Linked DNA regions of Mus musculus: region 1 is linked to region 2. A link is a contact called in ENCODE Hi-C data. All regions are on one chromosome and are shown on one strand. Each heading gives the region's core, a stretch centred on a gene start or an enhancer-like site at or near the end of the contact. The rest is flanking DNA. Distances are from core to core; before and after follow the strand shown.

Region 1 (3,255 bases), core at 399-2,898, 33 kb after region 2:
CCTTGGGTACACAAGTGGTGGACATGCACTCATATCACTATACATACACGTGGGTAAAACACTCAGACATACAAAATAAAAAATAACATTTGAAAGGAGGTTGGAGAGATAGCTCAAAGCTTAAGAGCACTTACTGCTCTTGCAGAGGACCCAGGTTCAATTCTTAGAAACTATATGGTAGCTCCATTAATCCCAGTACTGGGGAAGTGGGTGGATTTCTGTAAGTTTGAGGTCTACAAAGTGAGTTCCAGGACAGCCAGGGCTACAAAGAGAAACCCTGTCTCAGAAAACAAAAAATAAAAACCAAAAAAACAACAACCCTAACCAACCAACCAAACAAACAAAGAACAAAAATCCCACTCCCCCCACCAAACACATAAAGAAAAAGAAACAAACTTCATGCCAAAGAGAAGGGTCAAGGTTAAAGGCACTGGCTGCCAAGCCCACAACCTGAGCTCAGCTCTGTCCCGGGATCCTGTGGTGGAAGGGGAGAGAGAACAGGCACTGACTCCTAGCGTTTTGTTTTTCTTTTTTTCTTTCTTTCTTCTTCTTTTTTTTTTTTTGGCAGGCAGGTTTCTGAGTTTGAGGCTGTTTCCCTAACAAGTACTAGGGCTGAACCTGAGAGGGTTCTATAGGAGAGAAAGAAAAGAAAGAAAGAAAGAAAGAAAGAAAGAAAGAAAGAAAGAAAGGAAAGGAAAGGAAGAAAGAAAGGAAAGAAAGAAAGGAAAGAAAGAAAGAAAGAAAGAAAGGAAGGAAGAAAGAAAGAAAGGAAGAAAGGAAAGAAAGAAAGGAAAGAAAGAAAGAAAGGAAAGAAAGAAAGGAAAGAAAGAAAGAAAGAAACAAGGAAGGAAAGAAAGAAAGAAAGAAAGAAAGAAAGAAAGAAAGAAAGAAAGAAAAGAAAATTATTTTTATGTGTTGTAGTTTTGTTGTAGATAAGGTCTCACTGTGTAGCTCTGGGGGACCTAGATCTCACTACACGTCTTAGTTAGGGGTTTACGGCTGAGAACAGACACCATGACCAAGGAAAGACGTAGAAAACCCAACACTACCACCACGTTTTGTTTTTCAAGGTCCCATTCTGTAGCCCATGCTGACTTGGATTTGTAACAAGCCGGGACCCTCAGTCTCCCAAGCACTTTGACTACAGGTGTGAACGACACCATCAGTTATCCAAGCCTCTGAATTACAAGCAAAAATGAACCACCCAGGGTGCTGGGGCATACAGCACGGCTCTGGTGCTCCCGAGAGCCACTGATCCTTTTGTGCCATGGGCCATGCTGTGGGCAGCAGGGGCCTGTGTGTCTGGGTCTCCGTCACAGGCCCATCAGTCTCTTTGGAGAAGACTGCAGGCACCTTCTTTTGTCCTCTTCGGCTTGTGACCTTTAGACTTTCTAAGTCACCTCTGCTTAGGCCGGACCACCTGTAACGTCTGTCCGTCTCCTTTCTGAGCCTGTGTTAGTATTCCAGGGAGCCAGCCTCGCAGGCGTGCACACACCAGGAGAGCTAGAGGAAGCTTAGCAGAAGAAGGGCCACAAACCCAGCAGAACACAAAACACGAATACTCAGCCAAAGACCCTCGTCCCTGGACCCCAGCCAGGGCTGTCCCTTGATTATTTTTTGTTCTCCTTCCTCTTTAACTGGATCTTGCATGAAAACAGCCTGGGCGTTGCTAAGGTAACGCCTTGGAGCCTCCCTGAACACATCATTGTTTAATTCCAGCAGCAGCGGCAACCCAGAGGAATGCGCTATTTGTTTAAGAGATGAAAGCCTCGAATTTCCACAGATTCTTCTCCGGCTTCACTCCCCTTCCACTGCCAGGCTGGGCTGGAGAGGCGCACATTGGGTGGAGGGGACCCAGTAGACTAAGGGGTGATCTTTACGACTTGAGGGGAGAGAGAGAGAGAGAGCGAGCTGTCCTTGTTAGGGGAAGAGCCATCCTCCTGGGAGGGTCTGAAGGACTTGACAGCCTTATAAGTCAGTACCCAATAAATCGACCCTGCCCCTCAATGTCCCAATTTCACAGGCCCAGAGACCTTGATGAGTGGCAAACCTATCCTGTATGCAGTACACATGAGAACAGGGCCTGCAAGCGTTGAGGATAAAGCTCTATCAATAGGTTACTGGCCAAGAAGGCAGGAGGCCCTAAGTTCAACTTCTTTGCAGTATGGTAAGTGTACCAGAGGACTGTCCTTCATCTGTTTCAAAACAACAGCAAAATTCAGAAGAATTTCAGGGAGAGAAGGAGAGAGAGATGGGGTGTGGGGGGAGGGAGAGGGAGAATAGAGAGAGGGAGAGAGAGAGAGCAAGAGCCCATTCAGATGGGAGTAAATTTTATGTATGATGGATCCATGGTACAACCTTTCCTTCGTCATTCCACGGACACTGAAGAAATGTACACTGCTCTCCAAGACTCTGGCTGAGGACTTGTAAGGGTTTTTGTGTTTTGTTTTTCCAGAGTGAGGGTCTCATGTATCCTAAACTGGCCTTGAACTTCTTGTGTAGCTGAGAATGACTGTGAACTCCTGAGTGTTGACAGTACAGGCATAGTCTAACATGCTTGCTTATGCTCTGCTGGAGATGGCTTCCAGGGCTTCATGTCACACTGGGTAAGCATCCTACCCAATGAGCTACAGCCCCCAACCTCTCAGAGTCTCACTATATAACACAGGGGAGAGTTTGGAACTCTATGTAGCCCACGTTGGACCTTGAAATTGCAACAATCCTCCTGCCTCAATCTACTAGGCACGATATATTGTATTTGTGTTTTCATTGGGAGGTTGGCTGCACTGACTTGAGTCTCTACACAAAGGCAGGTTTAGAATAGAGGGTGGCCCTGGGGCCCACCCAAATCTTTAATTAAAAAGATACTTTAAAAAAATTAGAATAACAGTGCACGTAACAAATTATAAAAAAATTAGAATAACAGTGCAGTGGGGAATTAAAAGCTCCAAGAAAAATTAGAATAACAGTGCACGTAAGGAGAAACCATGGAGATAAATCGGGCAGATAGACAGACAGACAGACATCCAGATAGACTCAGTGGGGAATTAAAAGCTCCAAGAAAAAGAGACAAGCAGAGCAGTACAAGACCAGATACACATGGAGATTAAACAGCAAACCTTTAGAAGAACAAAAATGATATCCAAAAACCGAGAGTGAAACTGCTTTGGGAGCCCAGGGTTGGACAGTGATTCTCAGAGACAGATGTCATGGCGCTGAAGTGTGTAGAAAGAGATTAGCAGCCTTGGAGGCCCT
Region 2 (3,317 bases), core at 238-2,737:
CGTTGGAGTCCCAGGCCACCCTCCGGAGGTTTAAACCTCCATTCCCTGAGGACCAGCCCTCGCCACCCTACCATCTCATCTCTCATTGTTCTGCAGAATCCTGTTCCCCCAACACTAACTCCCACAGCAGCAGAGTCCCTTCCCCGCTTGGGCGGTCACCACTGTACTTCCGACTCTGGAAAGCCTCCCTTCGCTACTTTCTCCCTGCAGCTACCTGCTCAAGATAGGCTACTCCGTTTATGAAACCTGCCTCTCTCTCCTGGGCTGAGTCTCTCAGCTGTTTGGCAGGGACTTTGGGACACCTGCTCTGGTTATGTTTGCAGACACTGCCTGACCTCTCAAACAGAAAGTAACATTCCACCTTCAGAAAGAAGGTAGTGGGATCGTCTCCAAGCTGGGTCTGATGGGAGATGGGTGCCCGAGGTATTACTAAGACACAACTCAAACCTCATTTGTGAAAGAAATTTCTTGTTTACACAAAGGGGTGGGAGGGGCCCACCATCCTGGCCATGCTCTGAGAAAGAATCCGGTCCTTTGGCAACATGAAGGCAAGGACCCCACTGAACCAGGCTCTGGGACCCTGGAAGGAGCGCTTATTCCACCCGTCCCGGGACAAGCTTAAGAAAAAGCGCTTGCACAAGAAGTACGCTACACGCGTGGGCATTTAGGGATTTGAGGTCAGTTTCAGGGGCTCCTTCTTGTGGTCCCTGCCCGCGGCTTTGCTTAGTTTCAACGACCTCCCAATACGGTCCCCTAGTAGCCCCAAACACGAGAAAGAGAAATCGCATTCTGGTGGTCATGCGGGAATCTGGGACCTCCCCACAACCCAAAGTTTCCCCCCCATCTCCAGCGAACCCACCAAGTGCCCCCTTTACAATCTCACAACCTCCGGCTCACTCTACACCAGTGAAGACTAGGAATAAATCCACGATCTGGCCCCGCACCTGCGGGGTTCTCCAATTTGGAGGGGGCGTGGATGGTGCCAAGGTCAGGACTCTGCGTGCGGCCACGCGGGAGAGGCTGCAAGCGGTCCGACCACGCGGTGCAGCCGGCTTCCCAGGAGCCCCACCAGGCTTGGGGCGGAGGGGAATGACCAGGGGTCCCGGCAGAGCCGCGGCTGTCCACTCACCATTATGGGAGTGAGATGCAGGCGACAGTAGCAGCAGCAGCAGCGCGGAGAGCGCCGTAGTGGGAGGCATGGTTGTGCTCGCCCGGGGACTCCGAGCAGGTGGCTGCGGCGCTGGCGCAGGGTCGCGCGTCCGGACAGCGGGAGCGTCGGCGCCGCTCCGGGAGGCCTGGCGACGGCCGCGAACTCCGGAGTCGCGATCCGGCCGCTCCTCCTGCCTACCGCAGAGCTGGGCTGGGACACGGAGCCAGCAGCGACGAGCGAAGGTGTCTGCGGCCCGGGCGGTGTCTGCGCCGCTGCGGCCCCGCGCACGTTGCTGCGAAGACTCCCGCCCCGTCCCGTCCGCGCTGGCCTCCGCCCCCTCCCCCAGGAGCTCGCCCACAGCGGCGGCGGGGTCGGGCGGGGCGGCGGCTGGGCGGGCGCTGGGCTGCGAACAATAAGCAGAGGAGGAAACTCCGCCCTGGAGCGCGGCGGGCGGGGGAGCAGGGGCTGGCGGTCCCGGGCAGTGCGTGTGTGAGTGAGTGTGTGTGTGTGTGTGTGTGTGTGTGTGTGTGTGTGTGTGTGTGTGTGCCTGTGAATCTGTGCTCACGCTGTGTATACTTGCCTGCGCGCGCGCCAGGGACCCTGTCAGACAATCAATCCATGCCGCGGATGTCCTACACATTGCTTTTGCAGGGGATCAGCCCGGATCCTCCATAATGCTACCGCCCTTACAACGCAGGCACAGGCCCCCCCAGTCTGGAAGTTCCGATAAGAACCGACCCTTCCAGGCCCCCAGACCTCAGCGCCTTCCTGCGGCAGAACAAGGGAAGCAGGTCCCCTGCCCAGCAGGTGCCTGGATCTCGTGCAGTCCCCAAGTCTGTCCTCCGGGATGAGCCCCGTACCATCTGGACGGGTTTTTGTTTTTGTTTTTGTTTTTGTTTTTGTTTTTAACCTCTCCCACCGATGTACAAATGGATGCGACTCTTTTAAGGCAAAAATTTCAGCGCTTAATTCGTGCGCGTCTGTGTTCTAAGTGCTTTGCACGTATTAATTCGCTTGCTCTTCACGGCAGTCACATTTTTAAGCCTCGTTTTGCAGACAGAAAAATAGAGTTAAAAAAATAGTTTAAAAAGTTGTTTAAGATCCCTTAGGTGGTAAATAGCAGCCTTACTTCTGAGATTAATCTGGAAAAATACTTTGCACAGAGCCCGTAATACTGTAATTGAGCCATAAGAAATAATATTGCTGAATAAAAAGCAGCAATGGAGATTTAAGGGCCTCGGCGTCAAATCCAACCTGGGCTCAAAACCTAGTTGGGCTAACTCACTCTGAGTGCTTTGATTCTTTACATACGAAGAACAAGGCTAACAACACTTCCAACAGCTGCTGAGACACTTGCTTGGGAGACGCACTTAGCGTAGGGCCAGAACCTTGAACAGCCTTAATGAAAGAAGCAGCTTTCGCTCGTGAGAAACCCATAGACCTGAGGTGGGAGATCGGAATTGGAGAATCTCATAAATGGAGAATCTCATAAACCCGAGTTTACTCTGTGAAAGGACAAAGAAGCTCGCATCCTATTCGTTTGGGGAGGCGGGGAGGCTTTGCGGGCTGCAGACTCAGTGGAGTCCCCTGCAGAGGTGGCACTCTCATCTCGGGATACAAAGCTGAAGGGGGAGGGGAGGCTGACACGGAAAGGATATGGTGAAAATTTGTCACACATGACTCCTGGGTTGCTAATCCGGAGTCTTTCTGTCAGATGAGCCTAAGTGGAGAGATTGTTCCCGGATCCCAAGGACCGTGGACCTTATGAATCTCTCAAGTGGGCTATGCGCAGGCTCATCGTGAAACCGCTTAGGAAGAGTAGGGTTGGGGCGTCCTTGCAGCGGGCCTCAAGTTTGAGAAGAGCTTCCAGGCTGTCTTTACTAGGAAGTTTCTGCATGATCGTTCTGGCATGGTATTCCACGCCGCGTATGGGAAAGACAGAGGGTGTTCCCTGTGAATACGCCGGTGTGTGTGTTTATGTGTGTCTGATGGTCTTTTTTTTTTTTTTTTTTTTTTTTTTTAGCACTGTTCTCCTCGACAGTAGTGCCAACAAAAGGCTTGCTTCTCAAACCAAGCAACACTTTTTCAAAACTGAGGTTGAAATTTTTGTTTTGTATGCTCTCCGATGAATTGTATGCTCTCCGATGAATCATGCCTTTCACTCAGC

The links. A loop is a pair of places that touch in the nucleus more often than their neighbours do.
Region 1: a loop to region 2 is called in a map of heart, with 2.4 times the contacts of the local background. The contact joins the enhancer-like site here to the promoter of Podxl in region 2. A Hi-C loop is called at or near these places in 2 of 37 maps with a recorded cell type or tissue (both heart).

What each region holds. Positions count from the first base shown.
Region 1 is chr6:31,595,268-31,598,522 of GRCm38, forward strand. No RefSeq gene overlaps it. Among named protein-coding and RNA genes, the nearest start is that of Gm31486, 8.2 kb to the right of the region's middle. Within about 2 kb of position 1,649, at least 1 of the 3 ENCODE cell types and tissues checked has a DNase peak (open chromatin) inside an H3K27ac peak, as active enhancers do; it is heart, where a contact is called at or near this core.
Region 2 is chr6:31,562,450-31,565,766 of GRCm38, forward strand. Podxl (podocalyxin-like) reads right to left here and starts at 1,488. Exons shown (of 8, transcript NM_013723.3): 1 at 1,130-1,488. The coding sequence starts at 1,199.